2 separate regions of the Homo sapiens genome follow, and region 2 is linked to region 1. The links are chromatin loops, found by intact Hi-C in ENCODE. Cell type or tissue: ovary. All regions are shown on one strand. Links, peaks and the distances in the headings refer to the core of each region. The heading gives the core; the rest is flanking DNA. Region 1 overlaps CYB5A (cytochrome b5 type A). Region 2 has its middle 58 kb from the start of CYB5A.

Evidence for each region. Peaks named below come from ENCODE experiments on the same cell type or tissue, not always from the same donor. Only the 100,000 strongest peaks of a DNase experiment are listed, where the experiment ranks them.
Region 2: a loop joins it to region 1, with 2.8 times the contacts of the local background. A loop is called at or near these places in 10 of 110 quality-filtered maps.

What each region holds. Positions count from the first base shown.
Region 1 is chr18:74,280,914-74,288,306 of GRCh38, reverse strand. All of the region lies in intron 1 of CYB5A (cytochrome b5 type A), which reads left to right. Among named protein-coding and RNA genes, the nearest start is that of CYB5A, 7.4 kb to the left of the region's middle. RefSeq lists enhancers at 2,253-2,422, 6,701-7,228. In ovary, for the core only: no CTCF peak of the experiment used is centred there; a DNase peak (open chromatin) is centred at 3,656; H3K4me3 peaks cover 317 bases; H3K27ac peaks cover 2,538 bases.
Region 2 is chr18:74,230,092-74,237,484 of GRCh38, reverse strand. No RefSeq gene overlaps it. Among named protein-coding and RNA genes, the nearest start is that of CYB5A, 58 kb to the left of the region's middle. In ovary, for the core only: no CTCF peak of the experiment used is centred there; a DNase peak (open chromatin) is centred at 2,814; H3K27ac peaks cover 4,071 bases.

The DNA of each region.
Region 1 (7,393 bases), core at 710-5,709:
TATGTGCATGTCCGTGTTCATGTTGAGAAGGTGTGTGGTGAGATGGTGGAGGGATCCTGCTCTGCTGGCAGGTACAAGCCAAGAACACAGGTTGAAGCTCACAGGTGCAGCATGTGCTCCGACCTCCTGAAATAATGGCCACTAAAGCTGTTTTTGTTGTTTAGGCGGAGGGGTAGAAACCTAAGAGGGAAGACTGGCTTATTATTAATGGCAGTCGACATAGCAGCAGGTGCTTAGTTACTGTCTGATACTTAAAAGATTTTGAGCTTTATTGCCTACATATTTTGAACTAGATTTTTTTTTCAATCCTGAGTTCTAGTTTTTGAGTTTATATTTGTGAAATTGAGTCTTTGCTTGATCATAGAACTTTAAGGGACAGTTATTTGAAATGAAAACTTAGGCATTTAGGACCAGGGGGAGAAATGTTTGCATTTCCCTTTCTGTGATTTGGGCAGCAGCATCTATTCAGTTTTTAAAAGAGCTGTGGAGGGGAGAGAGAAAGGTATCCTGTAATTAACAACACTTCCATTAGCTGTTGCTTTTGGTTCAAGTCAGTGGGTGTTTGATTCGTGAAATAGATACTGTCCTGGAAAATTTTATAAAGCAGAATGTCTTTTTGTGAAGTTGTCTCCTCTCCCTTTACATCATAAAAATGGAAACTTGCTTCTGTAGAACATTTTCTAGTGTTCCTGGGATTCTGATAGTCTTGGACCTGAGCCTTAAATGTTCTTTACAGCATTCTGCCTCATAGAAGCTATTGGCTCCTGACTCACTTTGATTTTTGGAGTCTTAAAAGTGTCCTTTCTAGCAGGTTTTATTGTAGGGACTTGCTCTTTGTTATTTTCCATTGAACATGGCTGCCTATGTTGCGTAGACCAGTGGTTCTAAGGCTTGGGAATCGAGGAAGAGAGTATGGGTGCTGAAATTCATTGCCCTTAATTTTGAAAAACATAGAACACGTATCTTTACCCTTGTTAAAGCTACCATATTTAGGGCTAAAATACTAAATGCCTTTGCTTTTTGCAAGAAAATTTGATAGTATTCTGAATCTCATGCTACTAAAGGCTGCAGTTGGCAAATATGCCTTTGATGCATGTAAAATGGGAACATTATTATTATTTAATATATACCGTTAGGTAAATAAAACTTAGAAATTACAGAGTCTGTAGAAGGGAAATATAAAGTTATTGTTGGTAGTGTTGGTGGCTTAGGCATCTTGGGTAAAGTGGTAGTAAAACCACATCTTAGAAGGCCACCTGGGGAATGTGAACCCGTGAGGCTTTTGTATATTTCTATATATATCTCTATATTTTTTGGTAACCTGTTGCTACTTTTGAAAAGAGGTTCCAAGAGGCAACTTTGTTTTGAAACAGTAAAGAAAACAGTAAAGAAACAGCAAATTAACTTTTGCTTTTTGATTATCTTAAAGGTTGATGAAAATTGTAAATAAGGAAGGGAAAACACATGCAAGCCGGCTTTGGTCAATCAAGGAATAAATAACATGCACAATTTTACTGAATGTGAATGTCTGGTATTCTGAAAAGTCCTCCTGGTGAAGATGGCTGATAAGTGCCTTTGTAGTTGAGTGGAGTCTGAACAACCCTGTCCCGCTGGGCATTCATGGGAAAGCACTGGGCTGGGGTTAGGAAAACTAGACCTGGTCTTAGACATATCATGGAGGTGACCTTGGGCAAGTCAGGTATTTCTTTCAGTCACTTTCCTTGTTCTGAAGTGGGAACTATTCTGTCACTGCCATCTGCATTGGGAGAAATGATATATGTGAGAACACTGGAAAAAATATGTAGAGAAGGCATTTAAGTGACTATATTTTGATTGAATTAAAATTTTAAAATAAATTGTTTTTATGTGGAAGGTCCATTTAGTAGGAACATATCTCAGGAATTATAGTGTTAACTAGTAAACAAAATGACTCAAAATACAAATATTCACATGAAATATAATTGTTCAGGAATGTGTGCTTTGCAAGATTGGAAATCATCCCATTTCAGGAGCTTTTAAACATACAACTTTATTGTGTAAGGGGAAAATAATACATGATCATGTTAAGGAAGTGGACAGTGTGGAAAACTGCAAAGAAGAAACTCAAAGCTGCCTGGAGCTCTGCTCCCCGAAGGTGGCCAGCTTGAGCAGTTTGCACACTCACTACTACAACACCTTGCTCGTGGATGTGCTTTACATCCATGGAAATGTGCTCTGCATGCTGCTCTGTAATCTCCCTTTTTCCCCACTAAACTAGGTGTTGAGGGACCAGTCCTGAATTTCAGTAACTCCTGTTCCCAGGCTGCCTCCTTATTGTATAGAGGGATCCTAATATACGGAATCCTCTTTCCTTCCATGTTTTTAGGTTCCCACCTGCAATTACCTCCTTATGGTAGATCTTTGTAAGTGGGATTCTTGGGTGAAAGGATGTACACTTCTACTTTTTTTTTTTTTTTTTTTTTTGAGATGGGGTCTTGCTGTGTTGCCCAGGCCGTGGTGTGATCTCAGCTCACTGCAGCCTTGACCTCCTGGGCTCAACCAGTCCTCCCTCTGGAATAGCTGGGACCACAGGCATGAGCCACCATGCCCAGCTAATTTTTGTATTTTTTGTAGAAATGTAGTCTCTTGTTGCCCAGGCTGGTCTCGAACTCCTAGGCTCAAGTGATCTGCCCCCTTTGGCCTCCCAGAGTGCTGGGATTACAGGCATGAGCCACTCTAAATTTTGATGGATGTTACCAGAGCACCCTGGGGTGGCACACCAGTGTGTGCATTTCTCGGTTCTTAGGAGTGGAGGAACTTGGTTGCGCCTCATTCACCTCCCTTCCTGAATTTGGCTGTGTACTTCTGTTAAAAAGGGAAATGTATGGAATAATTTTTTATCCCCTTTAGCTTATAAATTCTCTTAAAAGTGAAGCTGTGGCAAGTAATACCTTGTCTATTCTATGAAAGAATTTCATTGTCTGAAGGCTCAAAGCATCAGAAAAGTGACCGGAGGCAGCAGCTGACTACATGGGAAACTGAGTAGCAGGCTCAGAGCCATTTCTGGAGTCTCAAGAGTGTCCTTTCTAGCAGGTTTTGTTGTAGGGACTTGCTCTTTGTTATTTTCCTTTGAACATGGCTGCCTACATTGCATAGACCAGTGCTTTCCAAGGCTTGGGGATAGAGGAACAGAGTATGGGTGTTGAAATTCATTGCCCTTAATTCTGAAAAACAGAACATTTTAATCAAGTGTGCTTCCTTTCCTATTACCCTTGGACCTAGTTTTCTTGGGAACATAGTCTTGAGTGTATATAGTAACTGGGTATCTGTGCCTTTTACTGAGTTCCAACATGGGGACCGGGAGGGTGAGCTGAAGATTGGGTGGGGACAGCTCCGTTCTTGCTGTTGAATAGAATCTGGCCTGTGCTGCCTGTTGGCTTAGAGCTGACGGCTCTGTGGATGATGGCAAGAAGTTACTTTCTTACATCCGTAGAATTCTGTCTCTAGCAGGCCCATGCCAAAATGATGGCATCTGAACCAGCACTGACGCTGGGGAGGCTCTGGAGGGGGCGAGGGATAAGGGATGTGGACCTAAGGGAAGGGATGGGGTGATTAACAGCCTCTAGGCTCAGTTAAGGGTCCTCTCTGCCTGGCTGGTGGGCACGGGAGCCTGTCTGAAATGGAATCACTTGAACTCTTCTGTAGTTGAGGGCCTGGGGAGTGTCAGTTTGCAGCTTGTTTCTTTCACTGCCTGCTATTGTTTGTTCTTGGCAGACCTATTCATTAAGCTTTGTGCAGCTGTGTCCAGAATTAGCCAGGTCACAAAATATATCCAGACTTCTTTCCCTCGTCTTCCTCAGAAAGTGTTAATTAAGTAAATGCCATTCATTAATCGTCCCCAAGTAAATGCTATTCTTTAATCCTCCCCTCCCCAACAATCCCTAGTGAGCTAATAAGAAAAGTGATAGCAGTGGACGTTGGCTGAATGTTTATGGACATTCAGTATGTGCTAGGGAGTGTGCCAAGTGCTTTTTGCACATAAAACCTTCTTTGCGTTTGTGCTTTTAATCTCTCTTTTTTTTTTTTTTTTTTTTGGAGATGGAGTTTCACTGTTGTTGCCCAGGCTGGAGTGCAATGGTGCAATCTCGGCTCACTGCAACCTTCCACCTCCCAAGTTCAAGCGATTCTCTTGCCTCAGCCTCCCAAGTAGCTGGGATTACAGGCATGCACCACCAGGCTGACTAATTTTGTATTTTCATTAGAGATGAGGTTTCACCATGTTGGTCAGGTTGGTCTCAAACCCCTGACCTCAAGTGATCCACTCGCCTCGGCCTCCCAAAGTGCTAAGATTACAGGTGTGAGCCACTGCGCCCGGCCTGTGCTTTTAATCTTCAAAACAACCCTATGGGGTCAGTGGTGATTGTGTCCTCCCTTTTAAAGGTAAGACGGTATGTCTTAGGGAGATTTTGCAGCTTGCTCAGCAAGTCCCACAGACGATAAGGAGCAAAGCCAGGGCTTCAGTCCAGGCTGCGGGCGCTGCGACCCAGTGTCTTCAGTGCTGAGTCTGTTGCTGAGGCTTGAGATCCAAGGAGTATTGATGAGAACCTAGCGTAGCTTTAAAAGCAAAAGTGCATCCCACTGATACAGAGTTGCTGTCATTTGCTGGAGACCTTGATCACTGGAGAGTTCTCTGGAGGAACCAGGGAGAAAGCAAAGGGAATTTGTGATGCAAATATCTGAACAAAGCCAAAACCCTTGGAAAGTTAATGGACAAAAATATGCCTTTCTTTCCATCTGTTGTCAGTTTACTATGTTGCCTTCTAGGAGGTGAAGGAAACAGCCATTCCTGTTTCTTGTAGAGGAATTTTTAAATAGAGGGAGTCGGGGTGGAGTCTTCACGGCCTCAGTTTGTTTGTGACCCAGATGCTGCTCTCACCTGGCAGGGGCTGAATCATCGGTGTGGTTTTGGTTCGGAAAGAGATTGTTTGCACGTGTAGTGGGTATGTGTGAGGAGGCATGTGTTGTTTGGTGAAAGGCATCTTAAATGACTGCCCTGGGAAGGATTGTTTAAATGGAAATCCGAGGAGGTTCCTGCTCTGATAAATCCCTCAGTGGGTCCCGCTCATCTCTCGCCCTCCCCTTCCGGGTCCATATCCCCTCTGCATGTGCCACGAGGTTGGTTGCAGGGTGGTTAGAATATCTTTCTCCTCCAAGCTGAGAGCAGATGCCCTGGTGTGGCCTCTCTTGTATCTTTGCCACCTCTCATGGTGGCCACTGGGCAGTCAGTTCTCAGGATTTCATTGGTTCCATCAAATGGGTGGTGGTTTTATGAGTTTTCAGCTTGAGTAATAAATGCTATTTATGGCATTGAAAAGTGTGATTTCTAGGAGAAGCACACAAAAAAAACTTGATCTTTTGGAAACAGATTGTCCTTTTTCTGTTCAGTTCCTTTCAATGGCTTCCTGTTGCATTTAGAATAAAATTGTATCTCTTTGCCCTGGTTTGGAAAGCTCTGAATGATCTGGTCCTTACCTACCTCCCCCACCTCAGCAAATAACACTGTGTCCTCCCTGCTAATGCCCACACCTGATCACATTGACCCTTTCTCTTTGTTTCTCAAACAAGCCAAACTTGTTTTTACCTTGAAACCTTTGCCCTGGTTTCCCCTGTGTCAGGCTTGGCCCTGTTCAGGTCTCAGCATGGTGTCCCATCCCGTTTTGTGCCTCTGCTAGCAGTTAGACCCTCCCGGCTGTGATATGCTGCTTTTTCCACGCGATGAGGGCTCCTGCCTGCCCGCCTGCTGTGCACCTGGCCCATGTCCGGTGCCAGGAAGTCACTCTTCCGGGGATGGAAGAGGAGAGCCTGGTGGAGGAACAGATACGAGCCCCTGCTCTGTGACTATCTTATTTTTTTCCCCCTTTTTCCATACACAGTGCATACTAGTGTGATCCCTTCTTACTCTGTGGCCCTTGTCCGGTGCCAGAAAGTAACTTCCCAGGATGGAAGAGGAGAGCCTGGTGGAGAAACAGACACAAGTCCCTGCTCTGTGACTATCTTATTTTACCCCCTTTTTCCACACACGGCACATGCTAGTGTGATCTCTTCTTACTCTGTAGGCCTTGGCCTGGGATTTTGTCCCTGAGGATTGCACAGTTAGAAACTAGTGGGACTGTATTGTGAAAGTCTGGATTGTGACATAGTCTCAGAGCATGGAACACAAGAATGGCATCGAGGGAGGCTCCCAGGCAGTCAGTAGAAGGGAAGAGGAGAATTAAAGGTGAGGGGAGCACTTTGGTCTGCATTTTCCAGTCTCTTCCTGCCCAGAGCCCGGGCCTCCACCTGTGCCTGAGATCCTGTTCCCCTTCCCACTCACAGACATTCCCTAAGCCACCCGATGTTCCCCAGTATAAACCAGGCCCCTCCAGGCCACACCCTGCTGGGTTATTCTCATCAGTGTTCCTGCTGTTTTCTCCTTTCCTGCAAAACACACACACACACACACACACCCTCCTCTCCTGCAAAAACACACATATTCCCTTCTCCCCTGAAACACACACATACACACACACACACACACACACACAGCCTCCCTTGACTCTTCTGCCCCCTCCAGGATTTCCTCATTTTTCTGCTCCCCTGAATAGTAGAAGCCTCTGAAAGGGTTGTTAAGCCTGGTCTCCAATCCACCTCCTCCATTCCCTTTTAAACCACACCTGTTCACCACAGCTTCTCTTGCCAAGGTCTCCCAGGGTGCCTTGTGTCAGCTCTCAGTTCTCCAACACAGTGGCTCAGCAGACTCTGACATAGATGCTCACCCTCCTGGGTTGCCATCCTCTCCTGGTTCCCTCCTCCCTCCACCTCCTGTCTCCTTTTCCCACTTCTCTTCTGTCCGACCTCCTTATTGGAGGGCCCCCCTGGGGCCTGGGCTTTTCCGCTTTGGCAGGCTCACACAGTAGCATGGCTTTAATGTGCTAATGAATCCTGGATTGTCACATCCTGGCCAGAAAGACCTCTGTCCTGAACTGGCTCTTGTATCCCTGAGGCTACATCACAGTTAGATGTCCAGTAGGCTTCTCACCCTAACGTGGGAAACACACCTGCTCCCTCTGCATGTCCCCATCTCAGCAGATGGCAGTTCCATTCTCCCAGCTGCTCAGGCCAAAAGCCTGGGGGTTGTGCTCCTCTCTTCTCTTGCTCTCATACCCACATCCAGTCCACCAGGACATTCTGTGGGCCTAACTTTCATAATGTCAGAATCTCACCAATTTTTTACCATGTCTACTGCTGCTCCCCTGGTTGGAGCCTCCATCTTCTCTCGCGTGGTCCCCTCCTGCCCCCGACAGCATATTCTCACCATAATAGAGTGACATTTTAAAGTCAGATGGGGTCAGTCCGTATACTCTGTTTAAACCCT
Region 2 (7,393 bases), core at 901-5,900, 51 kb after region 1:
GGCAGCCCCCAGGGCAGAGGAAGGCCAGGAGGTGCGCAGTGGACGAGAAGAGCGGGGACTGCCATTTCAGGAACCCTGGCTGTGATCCGGGGGAAAGAGATGGGCAGGTGGTGGTGGCTCTTCATTTCATTTTTGTTTTAAAGGTGGAAGATACTAATGGGTGTTTCAATGCTGCAAGAGCTGTGTATGGGCAGAGGCTGTTGGGGACGGGGCTAACAGACAGCCAAGGTCCTGGGAGTCTCGGAATGAGACTTCCTAGAAGGACCAAGGAGGCAAGAATGTCCCTGACATTGGGAGTAGGGGAAGGGGAGGAAAAAGGGAAATTTAAATTTCACGCCTATTGTCCCCTATTCCTGAAGCCACCCACTGAGAGGGAGAGGGAGGTGGTGGAGAGAAAGAAGAGGTTTGCAACAAGTGCCATAAGAACAAAATAGGGAGTGACCAGGCCTATGGAAGGATATGGAATAGCACTGCGAGGCTGGCTGGCTCCGAGACCACTGTGTGGGCATGTGCTTGGCCTCTGAAGCTTGGGCACAAACACTCTTATCCAGTTTCCATTCAAAGACCAGCTCGAGGCCCTGCATGCCCGACCAGCAGGAGGTTAGGTCCTTTGGTCCCTGAAAGATTCCTCCTTGAGGAAATCTAGCCCTGGGGGGCTCACTAAGTTTAAATGCTTGTTCAGTTGACACCTGTCTCTGTACTTGGAGTGAGCAGTAGGCTTTTTTTTTTTTTAACAACTGAATATCCACTCTCCTTCCAGTAACAGCACCCAGATTTAACTCGGGAGATCTGCTTCCCTCGTTTTCAGCTATGGGACATAGGTGGGATTGACCCCTCACCTAACTCCAGGCTGAGTTAGGATTCACTTGAGCTTAAAGAACATCCCATCCCTGGCCTAGTGGGAAATGATTCCACTCTATCAGAACCAAGGAGGCAGAAGGAATTTCACCAGTGTTCCTTGGAACGTGGACCTGCTTCCCTGCTGTGTGTGTGTTCAGGAGAGACTGCTTTCCTCCCCTGGTGGTGGGATGTAAAGGCATGTGTCTGGAGCTGCCATGGCCATGTTGACGTCATGAGGTATCTTGGGTCCTTCTGGGGTGGGGACTCACAGAGATTGAGGCTGAGCCTGTCAACATGGAAGGTGGGTTAGAAAGACTGGGAAACTCTGAGTCCTTGGACATGCTGGCTGAGCTGCGGATCATGCCTCTCTCGAAGCCACACCTATTGTGGACTTCTAATAAGAAGGTTGGAAGCATATGATATTGCTGATAATTTGGCAAGTGCTGACCTACAAGAATGGAAATCTCTTTCAACTTAAATGTTGAAACTTATAAATTTCCTTGATTTTCTAAGACAATTTTAGGTGGGTGGGTTTTTCTACAACTCAAAGACTTCTAACAAATATAACACAGAACTTAGAATCCTGTCCCTGAGGAAGGAGTGTGTGTATCCCTATGTCCCGGGAACTGGTTGCTCCAGAACCTGTCTCTGCGCAGCTGCTGCCGCCCCTCACTCCTCCTGCTGCAAAGCTCAGGTGATGCACAGAGATGTAAAAGTTTGCTGCTGCCGAGACCACTGCTGGCTCCTATGGCCCTGCCCGAGGGGTCAGACCAACTGGCCTCAGGTTTCCAACAGAACTGGTCCTGACAGTCCCTGGGGATTCTGCCCCAGCCTGAATAAACTATAATTCTGAGCAAAATCCAGCTGAGTTCAGCAAATGGAAGTGGGTTAGCCCTCAGAGCCCCACTTCATGTGGGGTATGACAGCAGCCTCAGCTGTCAGCTGCATCCAAGGTGGACATTCTCTCACCTCAAACATCGGCATGGCCTAAAATTGATGCCTTCCCATACATTTGTTAGAGAATAGATTGAAGGGACTTCAAGTTGCAAAGAGATATTTGAATTTTTTAAAAACCTCAAGCCAGTATTTGGAAACCGCCAGCAAGGATTTGGACATGGTGAGGTAAGTCAGACCAGTGCCAATTTCATAGGCTGAAGGGAGGTTTTCTAGGTTAGAATGCACAAGATGTAAACAGTTGATTTTTCTGCTCATGTTGTTCAACAGGTTTCTTTTTCTGTAAAGCAACTACAGCCTGAACTTGAAGCCATATCTTTTTTTTTTTTTTTTTTTTTTTTTGAGATGGAGTCTCACTCTGTCGCTCAGACTGGAGTGCATTGGCACAATCTCAGCTCACTGCAACCTCTGCCTCCCCAGTCCAAGAGATTCTCCTACCTCAGCCTCCTGAGTAGCTGGGATTACGTAGCTGTGCCACGACACTGAGCTCAGTTTTGTATTTTTAGTCGAGACAGGGTTTCACCATGTTGGCCAGGCTGGTCTAGAACTCCTGACCTCAAGTGATCCATCTGCCTTGGCCTCCCTTGGCTTACAGGCATGAACCACTGCGCCCGGCCTTGAAGTCATAATTAAGTAGTATTAACACATCATGTCTCATCAGGTAATAGGCTTTTGCTTTTTTTTGGAGGAGTCATACCAGAGTTTGCATACAAACTCTTCCTGTGTGTAATGTATCTATTTATTCATTCATATTGACTGAGAGTCTCCGACGTGTCACTGCATAGCCAGTGTGACTTCCCCAGTCAGATGACTTCCCCTATGCTTGTGTCTTTACCTCCCTGTACCCCTCGCCAGCCCTTGCTGGAACAGGCACTAACCCCCAGGCAGAAGAAGGACTTGCTTCATAAGCCTTCAAAGAAGAAACTCTGGCTTTTCTCAGTCTGTCAAAAGTCAGTGGAGGCCTCCAAGCATTTCTCATTTTCCCAATCATCGAATAATAACTTCAACACAATGATATGACTCAACCCATTGCTGACGAATGCTCAGAGCCCAAGCCTTTCAAAGCAAAGGACCTTGCATAGTTCCCCTGTCAAGGCAGGAGATTGAGTTCAGCTCAGTTTATTGGTTAAACATTATCACCCTCTGTTCCTCCCACTGGTATGTCTGTTCCAAATGCTGACCCCAGAAAAAAGTTCACATGCTCTTTCCTGAGCCAAAACATATAAAGAACAGCCTCACTTGTTGATATGTACCCTGTTATGCAATCACTTTCCTTGCAAGGGCCGAAGTTCAAGGAGCTGTTAAAGTTGATGCCCTTTCTTTTTCTCAAGTGTGAAACATAAAGAATTGCACGGGATTTTACCGTGAGAGTCAGATGGTGAGAATTCCTTAGCATTTGCCTTTCTGAAGTGGAAATTGGGTTCCCCAGAATTGTGACTGTTTGATACTCAGGTGAAGAAATTATTTTTATTGTAACCTCTTCCCCTTGGAGATTAAGGGCTGGATGAACACTTTGTTTAGCATTGCTTTTGATTCTTGCGTGGGTGTGAAAGAAAGATGATCTGTTTAATGCCACGTGGCTCCCAGTGTGCCTGCCTCAAGAGCTGTCCTTAAGTATAGCCAAAGGATTATATAATAAGCAAGATTTATATAATAATTTTGTACATGTTGCCACCAGAATATCACTATGATTTCCTATGACATAAAGCTTTCATCTGTTGCTATCAGGAAAGAATCGACTAAGCTTTTTCTGTGGGGGAAATGTGCTAGAAAGCCCTTCTGGAAACCATTCCTCAAAATCATGCGAGCTGGAATGGCAACCTAGAACTAATGCTTTAACAACCACCAGTCATCAGTAAAATAAAACATACAATACTAAAATAGCTAATAAACGACAAAGGCTATATGCCAAATGGATTCAGTAAGATATTTGGGGAACTGATGTGAGACAGACCCATGTCATCGTCAACCTTCTCTGGAAAGTCCAGGAGCAGAGGACAAGAGAAGAAATCTTCTGATATCATATTCATTGATTTGGACACCATGGAGTTAAATGGCAATTATTGTAGTCTACTGTTTATATTGGGCCAGAATCGAGGGGTTATTTCTTACAGCAGAAGTGCAGCTGGGTGGCCTTTCCATTATATCTGTTTAAAACCCACTGAATGGGCATATTTGGGGTGCCAGGGAAATGACTAGAAAAAAATCAGGTTGTGATGAGCAGTCATGCGGTGGCGTTTCTGATAGACAATACTTTCCTCTTCCTCTTAAATACAAACTATAAGCATTGTGACGAGAAAGGACCCCCATTATGAATTTTATGTATTAAATACTAATAGTTTGTTACAGTTTATTACATGGTCAATGTTTAAATTAAAAGCTCTATTCAAATGAATGTATTAGTTTGTTAGGACTGCCGTAATAAGGTAGCACAAACTGGGTGGCTTAAACAACAGAGATTTATTTTCTCACAATTCTGGAGAGAGCTGGCTGGGATCAAGGTACAGTCGGGGTTGTTTCCTCCTGAGGGCAGTAAGGGAGTAGCGTCCCAGGCCTCACTCCCAGCGTCTGGGGGTTGCTGGTGATCTGTGGTGTTCTGTAGCTTGTAGCAGCACCCTGATCTCTGCCTTCGTCTACACAGGGTGTTCCTGTGTCCAAATGCCCCTTTTTAATTTTTATTTATTTATTTATTTTGAGATAGAGTTTCACTCTTGCCGCCCAGGCCAGAGTTCAGTGGCGCCATCTCAGCTCACTGCAACCTCTGCCTCCCGGGCTCAGGCAGTTTTTCTGCCTCAGCCTCCCAAGTAGCTGGGATTACAGGCACACACCACCATGCCCAGCTAATTTTTGTATTTTTAGTAGATACAGGGTTTCACCATGTTGGCCAGGCTGGTCTGGAACTCCTTACCTCAAATGATCTGCCAGCCTCGGCCTCCCAAAATGTTGGGATTACAGGCATGAGCCACCACGCCTGGTCACCCCTTTTTTTAATAGGGACACCAGCCATATTGAATTAGGGCCTGTCCTACTCCAGTATGACCTCATCTTAACTAATAACATCTGCAAGGACCCTATTTCTTTTTTCTTTTTCCTTCTTTCTTGCTTTCTTTTTTTTTTTTTTTTTTGACAGGGTCTCGGTCTGTCGCCCAGGCTGGAGTGCAGTGGCATGATAACAGCTCACTGCAGCCTTGACCTCCCAACATCAAGTGATCCTCCTGCTTTGGCCTCCCAAGTAGTTGGGATTACAATCATGCACCATCACACCTAGCTAACACCTGGCTAATTTTTGTATTTTTTGTAGAAATTGGGTCTCATGATGTTGCCCAGGCTGGTCTTGAACTCCAGGGCTTATGTGATCCTTCCACCTCAGCCTCCCAAAGTGCTGGGATTATAGGCATAAGCACCTGTGCCTGGCTGAGGACCCTATTTCTAAATCAGGTCACCTTCTGAGATACTAAGGGTTAAGACTTCAACATATGAATTGGTTGGGCACAGTTCAAGCCATAACAATAAGTAAACCTAATGTTGGACCAGATATTCAGGGGCAATGTGTCCTGGGCCCATTTTTAAATTAATTAATTGTTTAAAGCAGAAAGGTGCTGTACCAGAAATGGGTTCTACCACTCATAGTGGGGGAAGCAAAACAGTGAGAAGGAAACATGCCCAAATCCAGACTGTGGCTTCTGTTCTGGCAAAGTTGCATCTTGACGACAGTTTGGATCTGCTCGCTGCAGAGGGTCAGAGGGTGCGGCCCGAGTGGCACCCACATCCTGGTTGCCCTGGAGGATGCAGGATGGAGCTGCTCAAGGGCAGGGCACTCTGGAGCCCACCAGCTCCTTGAGTTCTGTCTGGCCCTACAGTGTTGTCCTCACAAGAAACAAAAACAAACAAACAAACAAAAACCCAGGAAAACAGAGAGGGACCAGGTATAAAGGTGAAGCGAGTGAAAGGCAACCTCAGCAGCATTGCAAGAGTGGGTGCCTGTTCCACAGGTTGAAGAGCGCTAGAACTTGGCAGAATGATGCCCAGAACAGGACCCCATTCCTCCACATTGTTAAACCTTGCACCATGGTTCGGGCCAGAGGTGGCTTCACCTGGCTCTGCCATTTCTAAATTGAAAACCCCGTACCTACTTGGCAGTCCCATGCAGGTGACTCAGCAGTTAGCTGGGAGCAGAGCATTGCCAGAAATGTACCATGTGTCTAACAGGCAAAAAGCAAGCCAGGCCTGTGGGAGGCACTCTCTCTGTGCAGGTGGGCATGTAGGTTGGGATTAAGTAGCTCCTATCCCTGGGGTCACTAGTTGTCACTTGAATTCAGACTTTCAGTCTTTAACTGGGGGAAGGGACATTTGCAATGGATGGAATGTTACATACGTTTACCTGTATTGAGTTTGTGACAGGCAAAGAATTAAAAATGACAGCTCTGGGATGGTTGTGGTGGCTCACACCTGTAATCCCAGCGTTTTGGGAGGCCAAGGTGGGAGGATCACTTGAGTCCAGGAGTTCGAGACTAGCCTGGGCAACAGAGCAAGACCCCATCTCTACAAAAGAGTTAAAAATTAGCCCTATGTGGTGGTGCATGACTGTAGTCCCAGAAAGGAGGCTGAGGTGGGAGAATTGCTCGAGTCCAGGAGTTCAAGGCTGCAGTGAGCCATGATTGCACCACTGTACTCCAGCCTGGGCAATAGAGCAAGACCCTGTCTCTAAAAAAAGAAAAAGAAAATTACAACTCTCCACAACTAGTGCTCACTTCCCCCAAGACAGTGATGGGGTGAGCTTTCTAACAGTTTAAAGAGAAACTCTTCAAAAATTCCTTTTCACTCCAATATTTTTATATTTATGGGTTTTTTTTTTTTTTTTTTTTGAGTTGGAGTCTCACTTTGTCACCCAGGCTGGAGTGCAGTGGCGCAATCTCAGCTCACTGCAACCTATGCCTCCCGAGTTCAAGCGATTCTCCTCCCTCAGCCTCCTGAGTAGCTGGGATTATAGGCGTGCGCCACCATGCCTGGCTAATTTTTGTATTTTTAGTAGGGACAGGGTTTCACCATGTTGGTCAGGCTGGTCTTGAACTCCTGACCTTGTGATCCTCCTGCCTTAGCCTCCCAAAGTGCTAGGATTACAGGTGTGAGCCACTGCACCCGGCCTATTTTTACGTTTTTAAAGAGCCGGGATCTCACTACATTTCCCAGGCTGGTCTTAAACTCCTGGGCTCAAGGGATCCTCCCGATTTGGCCTTCCAAATTGCTGGGATTACAAGTGTGAGTCATTGTGCCCAACCTCACTCCAAAATTTTGACCATGTTGATTTTAAGGCACAGAACTGGACTCAGTACATCTTAAAGAAAAAGCAGAGAAGCGGACAGTGCATGGGGTTGAAGCTGGAAGCCGGCAGGAGCAGAGCCGTCTCCAGGCACTGGGTCTCCCTATTTCTCTACCGTGCTCTGCCTCCCGTACTTCCTCAGTGAGGTGGCTTTTCCCCTCCTTCCTTCTGACCGGCCAGTAGGCTTGGCATTGTCCAGCATAGGTGCTGGCGGAGCTGGTCTCTTTGGCTTGGCGAATTAGCTGCTGGAGACTTCGTGCCTCCAAGATGTGCCGTCCT